Linked DNA regions of Homo sapiens: regions 1, 3 and 4 are each linked to region 2. The links are chromatin loops, found by intact Hi-C in ENCODE. Cell type or tissue: A673. All regions are shown on one strand.

Evidence for each region. Hi-C counts contacts between places; a loop is a spot of excess contacts. Peaks named below come from ENCODE experiments on the same cell type or tissue, not always from the same donor. Only the 100,000 strongest peaks of a DNase experiment are listed, where the experiment ranks them.
Region 1: a loop joins it to region 2, with 9 times the contacts of the local background. A loop is called at or near these places in 7 of 110 quality-filtered maps.
Region 3: a loop joins it to region 2, with 4 times the contacts of the local background. A loop is called at or near these places in 37 of 110 quality-filtered maps.
Region 4: a loop joins it to region 2, with 8 times the contacts of the local background. A loop is called at or near these places in 101 of 110 quality-filtered maps.

The regions. Positions count from the first base shown.
Region 1 is chr10:113,983,632-113,988,631 of GRCh38, reverse strand. No RefSeq gene overlaps it. Among named protein-coding and RNA genes, the nearest start is that of ADRB1, 58 kb to the left of the region's middle. In A673, no CTCF peak of the experiment used is centred here; DNase peaks (open chromatin) are centred at 1,241, 2,151 and 3,081; H3K4me3 peaks cover 1,204 bases; H3K27ac peaks cover 5,000 bases.
Region 2 is chr10:113,797,700-113,802,699 of GRCh38, reverse strand. No RefSeq gene overlaps it. Among named protein-coding and RNA genes, the nearest start is that of MIR4483, 22 kb to the right of the region's middle. In A673, a CTCF peak has its summit at 2,936 (motif pointing left); a DNase peak (open chromatin) is centred at 2,919; H3K4me3 peaks cover 873 bases; H3K27ac peaks cover 3,471 bases.
Region 3 is chr10:113,706,608-113,711,607 of GRCh38, reverse strand. The region is part of intron 2 of CASP7 (caspase 7); the gene reads right to left. It overlaps LOC124902505 (a long non-coding RNA gene), which reads left to right. Exons shown (of 2, transcript XR_007062294.1): 1 at 1-18; 2 at 599-927. Among named protein-coding and RNA genes, the nearest start is that of CASP7, 29 kb to the right of the region's middle. In A673, no CTCF peak of the experiment used is centred here; DNase peaks (open chromatin) are centred at 227, 1,487, 1,917 and 2,247; H3K4me3 peaks cover 3,033 bases; H3K27ac peaks cover 3,676 bases.
Region 4 is chr10:114,101,250-114,106,249 of GRCh38, reverse strand. No RefSeq gene overlaps it. Among named protein-coding and RNA genes, the nearest start is that of ADRB1, 60 kb to the right of the region's middle. In A673, a CTCF peak has its summit at 2,717 (motif pointing right); DNase peaks (open chromatin) are centred at 2,759 and 3,809; H3K27ac peaks cover 852 bases.

The sequences.
Region 1 (5,000 bases), 190 kb before region 2:
ATGCTTGTCCTCTTCTTAGAGCTGAGGAGACAGGCTCAGAAAAGTTTAAGTTGCCTGACTGATGATTGATGATTGATGGCTGATGACGACTTACAGTGATTTTTAAAAAGTATGAACATTTTATTTCAGTAATACAACAGACACTACTCACTTTTGGACATTAGAGGAAAGAAAGAAAATGTCCAATTCCACTGCCCCCACAGAGCTGTACAACACAGCATTTCATTATATTACTGTGATTCATTCATTCTTTCACTGGAATATTTAACAAATACATGGTACCCCATTCTGGGGAGGCATAACCCTAGGAACTATGAGGTCTGCACAGACCAAAAGGGTGAGTTTTCTAGACAAATTTAGGAGAGGATAAGACAAAGATAACTATCATGCAAGTCAAAAATGGCAAATGTGCTAAAAACAAATGCAAAATGCTATGAGAGCTCAAAGAAGTGACTACCCCTAGGGGGTGAACCTGGTTGAGGGACATCTTCACAGAAGATACCGTGTTTATTCCCTGAACTGAGTAGTGACCCAGTATACTTCAGGTGCAGGAAACAAGAGAGGTTACAAGGCTCGCAGAGGGAACTGCAAAAACTCCAATCTGACTGGAGGGAGGTGCAGCCATGGGCAAAGAGGGAAGGGTGATTGTGCAAGGGGGCCCTAAATGACTCATCAGAGGCTTTAAACCTTATACAAAAGGTGCTGGGGATAAGTTGTGACAAAGTAGGATATGATCACTGTTGTGTTTTAGAGAGAGTAACTTACCAATGTTAGGGGGTGCAGGGGAGATTGGATAAAATGAAGAGTAGGAAATGGGATCTAGGGAGGTTGAGGGTCAGCTCTGCACACTGAATGAATGGAAAAGCACAGGCAAGACCAGCCCTGCATTCTAAGCCTGGGTAACCAAAACCCTCACAATGGCCTAGATGGCCTGCCACTCTAGGGTCCTGTATTAGTCTGTTCTCATGCTGCTTATAAAGACATACCTGAGGCTAGGTAATCTATAAAGAAAAAGAGGTTTAATGGACTCATTTCCATGTGGCTGAGGAGGCCTCACAATCATGGTGGAAGGTGAAAGTCACATCTTACATGGCGGCAGGCAAGGAGAGAATGAGAACCAAGCGAAAGGGGTTTCCCCTTATAAAACCATCAGATGTCATGCAACTTATTCACTACCAAAAGAACAGTATGGGGGAAGCCGCCCACATGATTCAATTATCTCCCACAGGTCCCTCCCACAACATGTGGTAATTATGGGAGCTACAATTCAAGATGAGATTTGGATGGGGACACAGCCAAACCACACAGGGTCCTCACTACCCTCAGATCTCCTTTCCTTCTTTCCTCCCCCTTGCTCCCTTGACTCCAGTAGCATGGTTTCTTCCAACTCCAAACACTGGACATCCCCAGCCATGAGGTCTCTTGGCTTACAAGCCCTTCCCAATGTATTTGCATGGTTTGAGCTCTTGCCCCCTTCAAATCTTTGCTCTCGTGTCCCCTTCTTGCTGAGGTCACGTAACACCACTATATATTTGACTTCCTTTCTCATTAGAATGTTGGCTCCATGGAGATGGGTTTTGTCTGGTTTGTCCATTTTGGCATCTCACGGCTGGCACAGGGTAAGTGCTCACTGAATATTTGTTCAGTGGTGATGGTGACATGGATGAAACCTGGGGCATCAAGGAAGAGAGCTGGCACGGGCAGCAGGAGAAATGAGGGTTTTGGTCCAGAGCATTTGTTCTTAGGTGTTGGTGGGGGGCAGGCAACTGGGAGTGAGGAGCCGGGTTCCGCCTGGGAGCCTGGGATTGGGAGCTGTTCACATGGAGACAGACATAGAGATAACTTGTATCTGGAGGGCAATGAGAAAGCACTGTGGGTACAGCTCCAGAGGGACAGGATAGGAACCAGGAATATCGGGTTTTGTAAATCAAGAAGAGAACATTTCAAGACATAGATAATCAAATGTGACTCGCACTGCAGAGCCATCAAAGAGAATGCCAAGGAGGCTTGGGAGTAAGGAGAGGCCATTTGGAGGTCACTCGTGTCCTTTCAGTCGGGTGGCATAGGCAGAGACCAGGCCACATTAGGATGTTAGCTCCATAAAGATGGGTTTTGCCTGGTTTGTCCACTGCAGCATCCCGCAGTTGGCACAGGGTTTTGAGTGTTGAGATGTGGCTGAGGTGGGATGTACTGTAAGTGCAGAAAGCACATGGGACTGTGAAGACTTAGAAAAATTAGGAAAAGCGGATGCAATATATCTTATTAATATTCTTTCTATTGAGTGCACGTTGAAATGATAATTTCATTTCAAACATTAATGGTTACATTAATTATTAAATAATTATTAAAGGTGACATTAGGATATATTAGGTTAAATGAAATATGTTATTAAACGTAGTTTTACTTTCTTCTGGTTTTTAATTTTTTTAATGTGATTACTAGAAACTTTATAATTACACACGTCTCCCATCATATTTCTATTGGACAGAGCCGGCCTTGTCTGCCAGGGATTAATATTTACCAGCATATATTCATGTATACTCTCTCTTCTTCTCTCCCTCTTTTCCTTCCTTCCTTCCTTCCTTCCTTCCTTCCTTCCCTCCCTCCCTCCCTCCTTCCTTCCTTCCTTCCTTCCTTCCCTCCTTCCTTCCCTTCCTTCCTTTCCTTCCTTCCTCTCTCTCTGTCCCTGTCTCTCTCTCCTGCCTCTGTCTCTTTCTAGAAACAAATGTCTTTGGCCAGCTACATTGTTTTCTGAATGGACACCTGAGTAGTTAATCTTCCATTCTCAGTAAAAATAGATGCTTTTCATATCAAATCATCAAGTTGCTTTAGCATTAAGCTGCCTGGAACTATATTAAAGTCAGTGATAAGCAGTCCATTAGCTGTACCAAGCTCTTAGGCTCCCTGGGAGCAAAAGAAACTGCATAAATGAAGTTTCTTCTACACTAAGCAGCAAATAAATGAAGGCCTTTGAAGAAACCACCTACGTGAAGTCCTGGAATTGTAATTACCCAACCCTCCAATTTGGCAAACAGAGGTTTTCTTACAATATAACCATCTCCCCAGTAATGGGCCCTCCCAGTAGGAGGTAGCGAGACTGTGGGTTGCATGGCGCCAAGACAAAGACGTTTACTGATTTGGACACTTGAACCGCTGCTTAAGAAGGAAATTCCCAGTGTTCATCTTGGCTGGGGTCAGGAATTGTTCTTGGGCCCTGTGAGGTCAGGCTTTAGCCTTTATGTATCTGCTAGTGGTGCAATGAACTTGCTTACTTTTCAGAAAAAGAAAAAGACACTTAAGTTTCTTCTACTCCCTTCTGATTTCTACAAAAAAAAAAAAAAAAAAGTTCAGTATTAAAATACAAAGACCAGAGCGACCTTTTTCTCAAGCTAATGAAAGGAAAGACGTTCCTTATTCAAATATTTATTAAGGAACTTGGGGTTACCTCTGATCGTTAACATTTTCTAATCAAGGAGCAGTGAAAATAAAAACAAGATTAATTGATGCTGTCTTAGGTTTGCAAGGCTCCAATCTTGGCTGAAGGACAAAGAAAGAATTATAGAAGATCCCCAAGGAATGGTCTCTTCTAAAAAGAAGGAACCTATTTTACAGCCTGAATCTTAGCTGGGAAGCAAGACTCACTTCAACATTGACAATGTCATGTTCCAAGTGAGGCAGAGTAGAGGTCAGAGTTTTCGCTGGCTGAAAACTGATCATTTTCATGCCAAGCTGTTGAATGATTCTGGCCATTTCAATATGGCTGGGTTCCTTGGAGAAGACGCTGAGAAGAGGATTCCTGTGCTAATGATTGATGCAGAAAATCCTCTAGGAGCTTGGGGAGCAGGATAAGGAAGGGGAAGAAGCTAAGCACAGGTTCCATCTCCAGCCAAGTCTCAACCTAGGCTCAACCCCACAGGGGAGCTCTGGAATGTAAATTAAACCTTAGAGTCAGTTCGTACTTGAGGCAGGGGAGCTGGCCTTTCAGCCCCAGGCTGTGGTCAGTCATTGGTTAAGGGTCAACCTGGGCAAGGTGAGCTTCCAGGCGCCCACCCCCACCAGCTGTCTATGAGCATGGGCAAAGTGGCTCGGGTCACCCAGGAGAGTTTTCCTCAAGAAACCAGGTGTTGGGCACACGAGGGAGATTGGTGGTATCTGGGTGTGGCACCATCAATGTCTGCTGCATCGTAAGTTTGACCTGGACAAAATCTTCATGTCTGCGGCTATTCCATTTATCTGCCTTCTAGAGCTCCCCACCGTGAGATCTGGGTTGGGATAGGTAGTGGGAATTTGCTGATTTTGGTTGCCCAATTTCAATTCCCCATTTTAATCATTGTAATTTAATTATTAAAGCAATTTAGCAATATTAAAGTAATAGTAATTTCAGGAAACTCTTCTCTTTCTTGGTCTGTATCTGTTGGCAGAGATGATCAACACAGACCCCGGAGACGGGTGTATATGTCAAATTCTAGGCAATCAGCACATTCCTCTCTCTCTGGCCCAGTGACTGGTTCAGGGATGGTGCCTTGGCCAGCAGTCAGATACAAGGAATTACTCTGGCAGTTTTTAATCAGAAAGGTATTCAACACAAAGCAACAGGTGCTCATGAAATCACTGGAAGGACTGAAGGAGCAGGCTCTGGCTGGGTTTCCTGAAAGATGCCCATTGCCCACCAGTGATCAAACAAGAAGGCAGAGAGTGAGGAGGCCCCCACTAGAACCCCTGTATTCAAGAATACATCCAGTTGCTACAGGCTAGGGTTCTGAAGCTTTTCAACATCTGAGAAGCTAGAGACTGGACACTGAAACAACCGTCCTGGGCCAGGAGCCACAGCAAGAAAAGAGTGCCTCTCTCACGGCTGTCTTTCAAATCTCACCCTACCACATCCTGTGGCTGGGACCTGATGTGCTTGCAGAACCCCAGCTTAGAGGGAGGCTGTGGATGTATATTTCAGTTTTCCAGCCTTTGCAGTATACGGAAGCCCCAGAAGGAGGTCAGAGTGG
Region 2 (5,000 bases):
CCAACAGTACAATGAAAGCCAAGCCTTTTTTGGATTAAAATAAATGACTGACATTAATCTTCCTCTTGCTCATCTACTGCTTTATTACTTACAAAGCCTTGCCCCAGTCATCTCACTTAGCCAAACCCAGACCAACCTGTGCAGCTGTCCTGATAGCCCTTACTCAGAGCTTTGGTAAACCAGTTTGTTCTTTTCTTTCCAGAACCAGGTTTGGACCAGCTAAGAAAGTTCCTAGAAGCAGGCTGGGTTAGAAGAAGTCTCCCACTTTCTCCCCATATCCTTGTCTCTTCCCAAATGCTGCTACTCTGCTTTTGTTTGTTCTACTCAGACGTGTAGCTTAGTGTTCTTCCATCATAGGGGGCCTGCAGAGAACCAGGAGGGGAAGAAGAAGGACTCCACATCCTTTACTCCTTTTCAACAGCAGCCTTTGAAATCACCAGATCATCTTCGAGCTTCTCAGTGCTCCCTATTGATTCAAACAACAGATCTAGAAGTTAGGAGTCCTAGGTTCAAGTTCTTATTTTGCTACTAACTGAGTCAACTTGGGCAAGTCTTTCAACTTCCTGGGGTCCTTAAACCTCATTCTGTAGATGAGAACGTTAGATTGGATGGCCTCCCATACTCTGTCCAATCCCAGCACGCCATGTATTATAGAGAAGCTTCGAGTGCCTGCTATGAGTGAGACAGAGTCTTGGTACCTGCTCCTCAGTAACTAGAGTGCAGTTGGGGAGTGAAGGCACCACACAGTGTTATCAGTATGAGGCTATGTGTCATGGAATGCCCAGGCCGTTGATGGCTGAGACTCACAATTTTGACTGCAGCACTGGAAAATAATACTGAATGCAATTCGTAAACAAGTCTGTGAGCTCTTGGGAGGCCAAATATCATCAACTCTTTTGCAATTTGTTAGCGTAGGGACAGATGTTTGCAAATTGTAGATATTTACATGGATGAAATACAATACTCTAAGGGGATTTTATTGGAATGAAATGTCCAGTCACCATATTGTAAATTTAATTCCAACCAGAATCTTTATTAAGCCTTTGGGGCAGGCGGACATGGGGATATAAACATTTTAAAACTCGGCTGCTCTCCAGAAGCCAGCACTCGGAAATGCAGCAGTCTTCTTTCCAGTTGCTGAAAAGTTAATGTCCTATTTTAGTCACATTTAAGTAACTTTAATTGAACCTTAACTCCTATTAGCTAGTTCTTGAAACACCAAGAAAAAGTCAGGGCATGCACAGGTATTTGGAACAATAGCTACGTTTTGGGTGAGTGTTCTTAGCCACACTTGATAATGCACCAGGGTTCCCATTAAATAACAGCCCTTAGTTTAGGCCTCTCCACATGGAAGACCCTCAAAAAAATTATTGTTAGGGGATTTCCCCTGAAATTCCAGTGTACCTGAAAGCCAACTTGAATTAAAGAAAATAGGCCAGGCGCAGTGGCTCTCGCCTGTAATCTTAGCACTTTGGGAGGCCAAGGTGGATGGATCATGAGGTCAGGAGTTCAAGACCAGCCTGCCCAAAATGGTGAAACCCTGTCTTTACTAAAAATACAAAAATTAGCCGGGCATGGTGGCAGGTGCCTGTAATCCCAGCTACTTGGGAGGCTAAGGCAGAACCTGAACCCAGGAGGTGGAGGTTGTAGTGAGCCGAGATCTCGCCACTGCACTCTAGCCTGGGCAACAGAGCAAGACTCCATCTCAAAAAAAAAAGAAAAAAGAAAAAGAAAATAATTAACACTGGTGCACTTGAACATTATAAAAGTCGTTTGCATTTCCATTATTTTCTCATCTAAACCCTAGTTTACAAAGGAAAAAACTGAGATTTATGGAGATTAATCTGCTCAAGATCACATTTTCATGGCATCAAGAGTCCTCTACCTTTAACTTAAAATTCCGTGATTCTTTCCAAAGTGCTGATGATTTTAAACACAGATAAATGCAGACATAAACACAGATAGAGATGCTGGTTAAGGAGTACAAAGCTTCAGTTAGGAGGAATAAGTTCTGGAAATCTATTATACAGCATGGTGACTATAATCAATAACAATATATAGATAGTATACTTGAAAACTGCTACGGGAGTAGACTTTAAATGTTCTCATCACAAAAATGCTAGGTATGTGAGGTGATGGATACATCAATTATTTGATTTAATAATTCTATAATATATACATATATCAAAAAATCTCCATATATCTCTACATAAACATCATATATATCTATATATATCACCATATCTATATCTATATAAATATCTATATTTTATGCATACTATAAGAATAGATAAATAGATATATTTCTCCTAATAACTTTGCATTCTTTGGAGGTAAAGAAGTCCTCGAGAGGGCTGGGCACAGTGGCTTACACCTGTAATCCCAGCACTTTGGGAGGCTGAGATGGGTGGATTACCTGAGGTCAGGAGTTCAAGACCAGCCTGGCCAACATGGTGAAACCCCATCTCTACTAAAAATACAAAAATTAGCCGGGAGCGATGGCAGGTGCCTGTAATCCCAGCTGCTTGGGAGGCTGAGACAGGAGAATCACTTGAACCCAGGAGGCAGAGGTTGCAGTGAGCTGAGATCATGCCACTGCACTCCAGCCTGGGTGACAAGAGTGAAAATTACATCTCAAAACAAAAAAGTCCTCAAGAAAGAAGAAATCCTTTATTCAGTGACATTTTTCTTCCCCATACTTTTCCAGGCTTTCACATACCTTGCCTCGGTTGCATGCATTGAACTTCCCAAATATCAGACCCAAGTATGAATTTCAGGAAAAGCCAGAAAACTCCACACCAATCCTTGAGAATAATTTTAAGAAATTCTTCAGTCCTTAAAGATTCCTTTTGGTGTCCGGTGTGCTTCTTAATCAGGGCTAGCGTCCGGCCTGTTTTTAATTTCCCTCTTCTGCCATCTGCTGGTAGTACATCTGCAGTGGCATCTTCCAGAACATAAGCCACAAGATCATTCGTGTTCCTTGGGTCAGACTCTCTGTAAAACTTAAGTGATTCTCAATTCCAGCTGCATATTAGAATCATATGGGACATTTTCAAAAGTATTAATGCCCAAGTCCCACCCCTAGAGATTCAGATTCATTTAATTTGGAAACGATCACCAGTATTTTCTGAAAAGTTCACCAGAGAGTTAATACGTAATATGTAGCCAGTGAGACCCACTGGCCTAAACAATCAAGTCTAACTAGTACAGATAATGGGAAAGTTAATGTAACCAAGGAAAATCTGCATTCAATTTGGTCATATCTAGATGAGTTCTCCAACTCATTTTATACTGTTAATATAACTCACTCCAACTCTATGTGCTTTTTATGGATTAAAAAATTGAAATCAATTATTTGCAGTCTTTCAGGATTTTCCTCATGATTAAACAGGAATACACCCTAAAGTAAATCAGCTTTATTATTTTTTCCACATTTCATATTATAAGCTATGATATAAACAAGTACTAAAAATAAAATGAGTTCTGAAAAAGGTATAATTCAGAAAGAAGTAGGCTTGTATTTTATATTAATGTTCCTATAAATGTTGCATCCCTTTTCCACATTGAAGTTAGACTAAAAAATCAGAAGCTTGATTACTTTGTAAGCAGATAGATTGAAAAGGCAATTTATTTGAGATTGAATTTCTGTCTAATCATGAGGAAAACTGAAAATTTGCAGAAGAAAATAATATAAGCTTTATACACACACAATACATTATGTACAGATCCTATGTATTTTTACATATTTCAAATGAGTGGGACATAAGGGTTTGATATTCTTGGAAGTGAATTTAACAAATGATCCAAAGAATATCTAATAAAATAAGCAAGCATCAATCCTGTTTTCCCAGGAGATATTCTGTAGGTCTGAGGGTCAGGAAGCGCCCCTAGACCCCAGCTAACCCCAATCTCAAGTAGCCCAAATGGAAATGTGATGTGCATATTCTAATAGATTCTCATAATTGTTGGAATGCTTTCCATGTTGTCAGTAGAGAATGTCAGTTTTTTTTTAATCATTGCCTGTACCTCTGACTTGCTGAGCCACCTGGAACTAGGGACACCGAAGCTGTGGCATTTTCTCCTTAACTATGTGAGCTTTCTGGAAAAACAGAACCAAAATCAAAACCAACTAACCAACAAACCAACCAAACAACAACAAAAAACCCTCTTAGTAGCTTTTGGCTTTTAGACTTTGAGCTTTAAAACTTTTAGGAACACCACACAAAATTCACAATCTTGTTAAGGAGTGATTTTTCAGTCTGATGAGAGAGACTTGTCACTGTTAGCCCCAATGGTAACTTTTTGGGGAAATAATATAATAGAACATAAGCAATTCTTGAACAAGATGGATCTGAAATTTTCACTGAACTTAAAAGATTTCCAGTAAATACTAACCTTACAAAAATTAAGGCAACATGAAAGAAAGGCAGAGTAAATTCAGTTGTTTTCGGTTTTATTGCCTGATTTCAACTTGGTTTAAGTTCTAAAAATATCATGTAATTATTTCCATGGCTGAAGAAATGAGTTACAAAACTAGAGAGATGTGATCTTGAAATAATTTGAAAACAACCCACTAGCCCAATCTCTCACCCTTATTTTATCTAGAAGATTAAATGATTGTCCTGGTGAATTTCTCAATATTAATTAAAATTAGAGGTTTAGAACAATGGCTATGTCTTTGGTGAGTATTTTTAGCCATACTTGATTAGATTAAGATTCTAATTCTGATTATTTACAACAGACCTAGGGGGATAATGTGATTTTTAAAATTTCTGTTAAAATTATTTTGTACATGGAAGGAAACCATTTCAGCGCCCTTCGATACTGAAATGTAAACAGCTAGTTTTAAATTCCTGAGATTAGTGTCAATCTCAACCAAAATATTATCACTAAAATGAATTGTCATACCTATTTAAACTATTTAAAACTAAACAGGATTACTCACGGAAATCCAGTTTACTGGATTTAAACATCACCAAATTGTTTGGAAGGGAAGTTTC
Region 3 (5,000 bases), 91 kb after region 2:
CCCTCTGCAGCAGTGAGGGTATGTTTAGGGCCACGGGGGCAATTTACAACTCTCCTTGGAACCTGCAAGGTCTCCCAGCAATGACAGCTGAGCTGAACATTAAACTGAAATTCCTTTAATGCCACCACCAAAATCCTTCCAGGAAATGCCCCAGCAGGCAGTGTCATCCTTAGAGTCTCCTTCCTTTGTAACAAACTGTGTAGAGTCCCCAGGGCAGCCTAGGTGTGAGCAGTAATTCACTCTCAGCACAGTCAGAGGAGACATGCTTTGTGATCTCAGTCCCAGCAGCGAATAAAAGAGTTACTGTCTGCTTGGAAATCAGCTGCTGGAGTCGAGCAGATCATCAGCTAAACAACTGCTATTGGACAGAAGAAAGGGCCTCAAGGGCTCCCAGGAGATTGTGCTAATTAATTAGCCAATGGCACAAAGAAGGCAACAGTCCATAGCTCAGTCCAGCAGGTTCTCCCAGGGGTGGGAGCTGGGGAGGGAAAAAGAAGGAAAATAAAATGCTTTCAAAGGTCCAGATTAGAAACTTCTTCAGCTGGCAATCATCCCCAAAGACATGATTTTCTAAAAGTGGCTGTTGTTGTTTCTCCAGGTTCCTAGGACCTCACTGCAGAAGATGCTGAAGCATGTGAGAACTGCTGTACCCCGCCAAACGGAGGGGCAGGAGGAAAAGGCCACTGAGATTCTTTCAAGTCCAGATCAACGGGTATGAGTCTTTCTTCCGAAGCTGATGAACGACACAAACGGTGGAGGAACCACTTCAGATATTTTTTAAGTCACCATGAAGAAGTATGAATATTTTTATAGGCTTATGCTTTACAAATTGAATTAACAATCATTATCCCACTGATTCTGCAAAGTACAGATGAGAGGCAAAGAAAGACAAGGCAAATAAAACTGGCCAGGGTAGTTTTTCCTCCAGAGTTTGTCGCTTCCCATTCTATCCATCCTCCTCTTTTTCCTCTCTTTGCTAACTGCTGATGCAACTACCTTTACTTTGGCCCCGTTTATATTCGGAAGACTTTTACTAAGATTACTTTGCGAAGAAACATAGGATTCTTGTTTTGGAACCTGCCATTAAGTGCAAAGTCCAAGATAAACCAGAGCAGTGAATTGAAAGTTCTAAATCCGCTTAAAAGCTTCTGTGTTCCACAATTCACTGCAGATTTAAAAAAAGAAACCTGGCTACTAAATCACTATGCTTAGAGCCAGACAAGCAAGATCACAACACACTACAATATCTTGGTAGAATGACTTATTAAGTGCACTTAAGTGTACACTAAAATGCAAAGGAAAGTTAACACAGCAGGTTGAACCCAGTGCTTCCTAACCATCCCATCTCTTTCTTCATGTTGAGCTTCTTCGCCAGTATGGGCAAGTACCACTATCTTCATTTCCAGATGTGTTCAGATAAGCATAAATCTCTGCTAGGAACACAAATAATGCCAGCATCAACTATCAGGAAGGAACCAGAGTGTCCTAACTTCTTAGGTAGAGAGCCATTTCCTGCAACTTCTAATTTCACAGTGTGAGGTCAACTCAGTCATTTTCACTACAACAGTCAAGAGTCAAAAAATTATAACCAAGCTCTCATGATTATTTAGATAAAAAGACATCCTTGAAGAGCCTACAGCAACTTGTATCAGAAAACGTTATAGGATAAAAATATTCTGCCTACTTTACAAAGAAGTGAAAAACCTTAGAAAGAGTACAATGGATTTTTACAATCCACTCCGGGTGCAAGTGTAATTTTCCCCATCACTGGAGTGGATAAATACAGGTTTTATCCTCTTATGGATCCCCTGGGCTACTCAAAATGTGAATTATGCCTTTCTATATTTGGAAAGGAATATAAGCATGCAAGAAGCCCACTGCGATTAATTTTCTAAAGCATCACCATGAATAGGATTCCCAGTAGCTCTATCTGCCTGCAGACATTCATCAGCATGAAAGTAAACACACCACCAGGCTCACATTTCCCCAGAGCTGTTTCATTCGGAACTAGAGCTCTGGTTTTCGTAGCCACTTTGTCTAAATATTTTTGGGATGATTCATTCATGGTCTCAACATCTCAACAGAGGGCATCCCCACAGTCCTAACATATTAAGGCACAGAGCAAGACAGAGAAGAAAAGAAAGAGTGCAGGTAGTAGTACCTAGTGTCTCCATCTGAAAACAGTCCCCTCTGCATCAGAACTAGGCTGTGCTCTGCGACGACAGGAAGTGAGTTTCCTTCTTCTCTGTAATAATAAAAACTCAACATGCTCGGAGCTCAGCAGGGGATAGAAGACTGGCACAGGCTGCCTGGCCCTGAAGGCCTGTGACTGAATCAGCAGTGAACTGCACGCTGGAGTTTTCCACAGGACCATTCAAACTCGGGCTGGGAAGGTCACACTGGCCTCTCCCTTCTCTGCTGACCGGCAGAAATGCCCCGGCTCCCCATTGTAGCATCCCCCAACCCTGGGATGGCTCCTGTGGAAAAAAGCAACTGTCTGTGAGCGTGGGGTCCAAAGGAAAAAAGAAAACAAAATTTCCATAAACATGCAGCCAGGAGCACAATCTTTAAGAGTGAAAAATTGGGAACGACAGGGGAATAGCTAAGCAAGAGACAGAGTATCAACAGAACAAACCATCATACAGTTCAAGTTGATGAGCATCACACATGGTCAACCCACCGAAGTCCCAAATCTACACCAGGCTGCAAAACGGCACTCACATGACGGCAAAACATGTCAAACTATATGTAAGTTAATCAACAAAAACAGGAAGTGAGTGTGTGGTGAATTAAAGAGTTCAAGTTCATTAGGTTATGTTTTTCCTTTAAAGGTACTCAAGTGAATAAAAATAATAGGAGACCACGGAAGCATACCAAAGCCCTTCATTTTTAAATGAGGCATACAAACATTTTTCAATGATCTTGCATAAAGTGAACGATCCAGGAGTTGCTGTATTTCCCCATCTCAACCCTCCAAATGCAACAAGGAAAATGCAAACACATAAAAACCAAACACTTATAAAGTGAACGGCTCAGCAACGCTTTTCTCCATTTCTTGGTTCAGGACCACAGTCTAGAAAGGGTATGAAGCTGATACAATGAGGTTATGACACCTGCTACCCTGCACAAGCCTCTTGATCACCTGCCATCCTCAGGTCTGTGAACAGGAGAGAAAATTCGCTCTATACATTTTTTTCTCTGAAAGTCAGTTGCAAAAATATAAACATGGGGAAGCAAACTCAGTTTAAAAGAGGCTAAGGAGAAGAATAGATCCCCCTCCCCAAAACATACCAACCTCCACATTTCCCTCTTTCCCCTAAAAAAAAAAAACAAAAAAACAAAACCAGTAGGGTCCCTGACAATAAAAATTGACAAATGACTTTAAAACAAATCATCCAGGGGGTAGAAAAGGCTGAATTGTCTTTAAATAGCCTAATAGACTGAATGGAGGATACAATACGTCTGTATTACGGCTGCAGGGTCCAGCATTAGAACAGCTAACATACTTCAGTCCTTAATCACTCCACCCATCTTTTCCCCTTAAAACTGACCATTGGCGGGCAGGGTGGCTCACGCCCATAATCCCAGCACTTTGGGAGGCTGAGGCAGGCAGATTACCTGATGTCAGGAGTTTGAGACCAGTCTAGCCAACATGGTGAAACCCTGTCTCTACTAAAAATACAAAAAAATTAGCCAGGAGTGGTGGCACGCGCCTATAATCCCAGCTACTCGGGAGGCTGAGGCACGAGAATTGCTTGAACCTGGGAGGTGGAGGTTGCAGGGAGGTGAGATCACACCACTGCACTCCAGCCTGGGCAACAGAGTGAGACTCTGTCTCAAAACAAAACAAACAAAATTCTCATCATCACAGATCCTTGAGAGAAAGAAAACCAGCAGCTCAGGGGTTAAACATGCAATGCCACGCTCACATTTCCTGTCTGTGATCACATGTTCATGTGAGAAGCAACTGGTTATGTTTTCATAGTACTTTTCTATTACTAGGCTTAATTTTTCTCTGCTAATAGTGTTCTAGGTTTCTATTACTGTGAAAAGCTGATGATTTACCTTACCTTTTCACTTTAATTTATCCCCTCTAGAAGAGCAATAACTGAAAAGAACTGGAGGTATCCCACACATGCAGAAGCTACAGCTTTGCAGTTTCTAGACCTCTGCCCACGTTTTGGTGTCCTGTGCTTGCTGCTCCTGAAACGTACACTTGGCCCTCTTCACTGGAAAGCCCACTGCTCGCCCTGCTGGGACAGCGTCCCTATGCCATCCGTCCGCCGCTGGAAAGCCCATGGCTCGCCCTGCTGGGACAGCTGTCCCTATGCCATCCCTCCGCCACTGGAAAGCCCACTGCTCGCCCTGCTGGGACAGCTGTCCCTATACCATCCCTCTGCCAAAGTGAAGCAGAGAAGAAGCCGTGTACACGAAGAAAATTTGCTGACCCACTTGGGTGGAAGGAAAAAAGCACTCTGTGGGTGGATTAATGTGGATGAACAGCCTGGTGCCACCAAAGTCGTGGGTGCCACCTGACGCTGGGGGGAAGCACTGGACAAGTTAGGCCTGTGTCTCGGTCCTGGTCCTCTTGGGTGGCTACGTATCACCTCTCTGGTCTTCCTTTCCTTGATCATAATGAAGGGAATTAGGTAAGTTCTCCCAGTGTTAAAATCATGATTCTATGATTTCTTCCTCAGCAGGCACATTCAGGTAATTCAGGAAGCTGACGGTTACTCTGATTCTCATAACAATCCCGTGGGCAGAGATCAATATCTCTATTATGCAGATAAGGAAGCTGAGGCACAGGAAGGTCACGTGACTTGCTATAGTCCCTCAAATAGTAAGTGGGAGGAAGGGCCAGGATCTGAACCCCGGTTGTCTGACTCAACTTTGCTACTTCTATTATTTTACATAGTGTCATCACTGCTTCAAATACAGCATTAAATCTTTATCATTCTCTATGTACAAATTTGGGAGACAGGCATCCAATTTTCTGGAAG
Region 4 (5,000 bases), 300 kb before region 2:
GTGTTCATTGGCTGGAAAAGGGTTATAGTTTATCATTTTAAAATTCCATTACATATTGTAAAGTAAAGATATTGACTATATAGATCCAAGATTTCAAGGCCAAGTACTAGCCAATTAATTGTCATGGATCAAATATCTGTGAAAGATGCTGTATTAGGGTTCTCTAGAGGGACAGGTCTAATCGAATAGACGTATATAAGAATGGGAGTTTATTAAGGAGAATTGATGCAAGGAAGCCAGTCTGAGTCCCAAAACTTCAAAAGTAGGGAAACTGACAGTGTAGCCTTCAGTCTGTGGCCAAAGGCCTGAAAGCCCCTGGCAAACCACAAGTGTAAGTCCAAGAATCCAAAAGCTAAATAACTTGGAGTCTGATGTGCAAGGGCAGGAAGCATCCAGCATGGAAGAAAGATGAAGGCTGGAAGTCTCAGGAAGTCTGCTCTTTCCATCTACTGCCTGTTTTATTCTAGCTGCACTGGCAGCTGATTAGATGGTGCCCACCCAGATTGAAGGTGGGTCTGCGTCTCCCAGTCCACTGACTCAAAATGTGAATCTCCTTTGTCAACACCCTCACAGACACTCCCAGGAACAATACTATGCATCCTTCAATTCAATCAAGTTGACACTCAATATTAACCATCACAGATGCATAGAAGGAAAAAAGAAATATTCAAGTAGAAATCTATAGACTTAGTTGTTAGAGATGCAAGTAATTACTGCCTTGTATTAGCACATAATCATTAAAATGGAAAATTAAAAAAATCTTATAAACAGCCTCAAATGACATGAGTACAAGTTTTTCTGCAGTATGTTCCCCTTAGTTTTATTAATTTTGACCATTGTCATCACTCTATCCTCAGCTGAGTGTACTTCCTCTAAGTACATAAATTTATATTAGTTTAGCTAATATAAAACTTCCACTACCCAGATGTTTTAACAACTCTTAAAAGAAGAAAAAAGAAAATAAATGTAAAACAAAGAGCACCCTGGGATGATAAGAACATGTAACAGAGTTAGCGACATTAAGCATTAAAACCTTAAGTGGCTTTAAAAAATGGGAGCCATAAAACAATGATTTCCCCCAGGCGCGGTGGCTCACACCTGTAATCCCAGCACTTTGGGAGGCCAAGGCGGGTGGATCACGAGGTCAGGAGTTCGAGACCAGCCTGGCCAACATGGTGAAACCCCGTATCTACTAAAAATACAAAAATTAGCCGGGTGTGGTGACACACACCTGTAATCCCAGCTACTGGGGAGGCTGAGGCAGGAGAATCACTTGGAGGAGAAGGCTGCAATGGCTAAAAGTGTACATTCTGGAATCAGACTGTCTGGTTTGAGTCCTGGCTCCACCATCACTTGATCTAGTTGCTTGACTTTTCTGAGCCTCATTTTCCTCATATGCAAAATGGGGGTGCTAGGAGGCCCCTTCCTCATAATATTGTTGTGAGAGTCAGATGAGATAATGAGGATAAAACCCATTTTGTACCTGATCACATAGTGCCAGAACTGAACACGTTAGCTATTAATATGGTTTGGCTCTGTGTCTCCACCCAAATCTTACCTTGAATTGTAACAGTCCCCACGTATCGTGGGAGGGACCTGGTAGGAGGTAACTGAATAATGGGGGTGGGGCTTTCCTGTGCTGTTCTCATGATACTGAGTAAGTCTCGCAAGATCTGATGGTTTCATAAAGGGCAGTTCCCCTGTACATGCGCTCTCTTGCCTACCACCATGTGAGACATGATGTTGCTCCTCCTTTGCCATGATTGTGAGGTCGCCCCAGCCATGTGGAATTGTGAGTCAATTAAACCTCTTTCCTTTATTTTTATTTATTTATTTTTTTCAAGATGGAGTCTTGCTCCATCACCCAGGCTAGAGCGCCGTGGTGCAATCTCGGCTCACTGCAACCTCCGCCTCCGGGGTTCAAGTAATTCTCCTGCCTCAGCCTCCTGAGTAGCTGGGATTACAGGTACCCACCACCACACCCAACTAATTTTTGTAGTTTTAGTAGAGACAGGGTTTCACCATGTTGGCCAGGCTGGTCTCGAACTCCTGACCTTGTGATCCACCCTCAGCCTCCCAAAGTGCTGGGATTCCAAGTGTGAGCCACCACACCTGGCCAAACTCTTTCCTTTATAAGTTACCCAGCCTTAGGTATGTCTTTATTAGCAGCATGAGAACCGACTAATACAGCTATTGTAATGGGAGAGAGTTCAGAACCCCAGCCCTGAACATGGTTCTTCAAGGGCTGAGGACATTGCAAGATCCTGAGCACTAGGCAAGGACCAACCGTGCAAATGGTGTGATGTGATGAAAGACGTGGTCTTATCCTTATAAAAGCATTCCAAAAGAAGTACAAATAGTAAAGGCACAGTGATGCGCTGATCATGGAACTCCTCATCTCCAGCACTGAAGATGGCAAGGAATTTTCTTACATGTGTACGTGTAGTTTTGGCACTGTAGATGACATTAGTATGAAGAAACAAGCTGTCACCTGCCACAAAAGATCAGGCAAAGCAGTTTCTGGTCATCACCCAATGTACCAAAACAGATTCAAAGTTAGTTCTTATTAATATTCTTCTCCCTGACGAACCTAATGATGGATTTTTAAAAATGTATTTGAGTAAAAAAATAAAAATAATTTATAAAGTCTAAGTCTAGCAGATTAGGCCTCCCTGACGTAGTTGCTCCTAGAAAATGTGTGAGTTAAGTTTATGCTCTAAATGCCACTAGATGGCGGATGAATATTATTAAACCACCCAATCTTCACAGACAAGTTCTGGGAACGACACGCTTTCCTTCTCATCATCCTGCCCTGTCTGCAGGATCCTGGGAGGTCTCTCCTGTAACTCCAGCTTTTTTCAGTCCTTGTCTTTCCAGTGTCAGGTGAAAGGCAGATACTCAACCCCTAGAAGAGTCTACGACCCTGGATGGCAGGCACTAGCTTAATCCAACATATGATGAGTATGATTTTACTGTGGTCCAAACTCCTAATGCAGAAAATATCAAAAGCTTTCCAACCTTTGAAAATTTTATTTCTAAGTCTTTCAGAGCCAGACATTTGGAAGAAAGGGCAACGTCCTTGCAGGCATTTTGCAGAGCACTTGTTAGAGAGGATGTGCCCGGTGTTCTGTGATGCCACCTTCCTGCCGCACATCAGCCAGATGCACGTCTCAACCTCCCCACTCCCAAACGGGCAAACAACTCCACTGCTACCTAAATCTTTAACTTCTTAATTTCAGAAATCGGCCGGGCGTGGTGGCTCACGCCTGTAATCCCAGCACTTTGGGAGGCCGAGGTGGGTGGATCACGAGGTCAGGAGATCGAGACCATCCTGGCTAACATGGTGAAACCCTCTCTCTACTAAAAATACAAAAAATTAGCCGGGCGTGGTGGCGGGTGCCTGTAGTCCCAGCTACTCGGGAGGCTGAGGCAGGAGAATCGCTTGAACCTGGGAGGTGGAGCTTGCCAGTGAGCCCGAGATCGTGCCACTGCCACTCCAGCCCTGGGGGACAGAGCAAGACTCTGTCTAAAAAAAAAAAAAAAAAAAAAAAAAAGAAAGAAAGAAAGAAAAGAAAAAGATATTAATTGGTTCTTTTGGGGGGAGGCAGATGGGGAGATATTGAACATAATTGCTGGCACTCCAAAATTTGGGAGGCTAGTTTGGACTATACTTGAGTGATCTTATCAAAGGATCTAATTTTTTTTTAGTTCTTTAAAAATAAGGTTCTGAATTTGAGCTGCCTCAGCTGTATCCTCTCTGGAGAGAGTTGATAATGGGATTGCTCAAGCAGTCTTGTAAACAGAGAAGTGTCCTCCTGGAAAAAGAGCTGGGCTTTCATGTCATGTCACCACAGGAAGCAGAAACCCAGCACGTTTTGCTTTATGGTTTAAGATTTTGTTACATTCAATGTAATTTGCTAACTACGACAAAACTACCCCCCCCCCCCATTGTTTATAATTATCTAACTAATCATTCTTTTTTTTTTTTTTTTTTTTGAGACGGAGTCTCGCTCTGTCGCCCAGGCTGGAGTGCAGTGGCGGGATCTCGGCTCACTGCAAGCTCCGCCTCCCGGGTTCACGCCATTCTCCTGCCTCAGCCTCCCAAGTAGCTGGGACTACAGGCGCCCGCCACTACGCCCGGCTAATTTTTTGTATTTTTAGTAGAGACGGGGTTTCACCGTTTTAGCCGGGATGGTCTCGATCTCCTGACCTCGTGATCCGCCCGCCTCGGCCTCCCAAAGTGCTGGGATTACAGGCGTGAGCCACCGCGCCCGGCCAATCATTCTTATTTCTGGAGAAAAACCAAAGGTAGCTAATGCCAAGGCCCCTGGTTTAAGAACCAAGTCCCCTCTCCCATTTCCACACGGTAGATGCTGATTCCAGATTGCAGCTGGACCTGCTGACCTGAGAGAGTGCCCGTGGTCTGGAAAGGATCCATGTGAGGGAGACAGGACAAGGACCTTACAGTCTGAGAGAACACAGTATGGCGATGACAGGGAGCAGGGATCCCGGGTGGTACGCGAGGAAGGGACTGTCCTGTGGTGGATGCTGTTCCTCTTACGTGTACCCTAAGCCACCGTCAATTCCTAGCCCTGTGTGGGTGTCGGGAGCTGCTCAGGGTCTCCCCTCTGACAGAGGTATGATGTTCTCACTGATGAGCCACTGGCCTTTGCTGTCAGCTGAGACGTTGGCAAAGCACCTCCTCCTCACCCAGCCCCTCTGCAAGTGGTGGCCATGTGGCCACATGGCTTTCTGGTAAAGGATCTATTTCTTGGCTTGGCGAAGAAGGAGGGAGAGAAGCATTTTCCTGCTTCCAGATGAAGTCAACACAATCATTTCCTTCTTCCCTCCCCACTCTGCAGGCCGGGAGCTGGGCGCTTTCTCTCTCTGGCTTCCTGGAAAGGGTTATTGGAAACGGGGCCGTACGTGAATCAAAGGATGCAGAGCGAGGAGGGAACCGAGCCTGCCACGGTCAGGGGCGGCGCGAGGCGGGGAGCCCA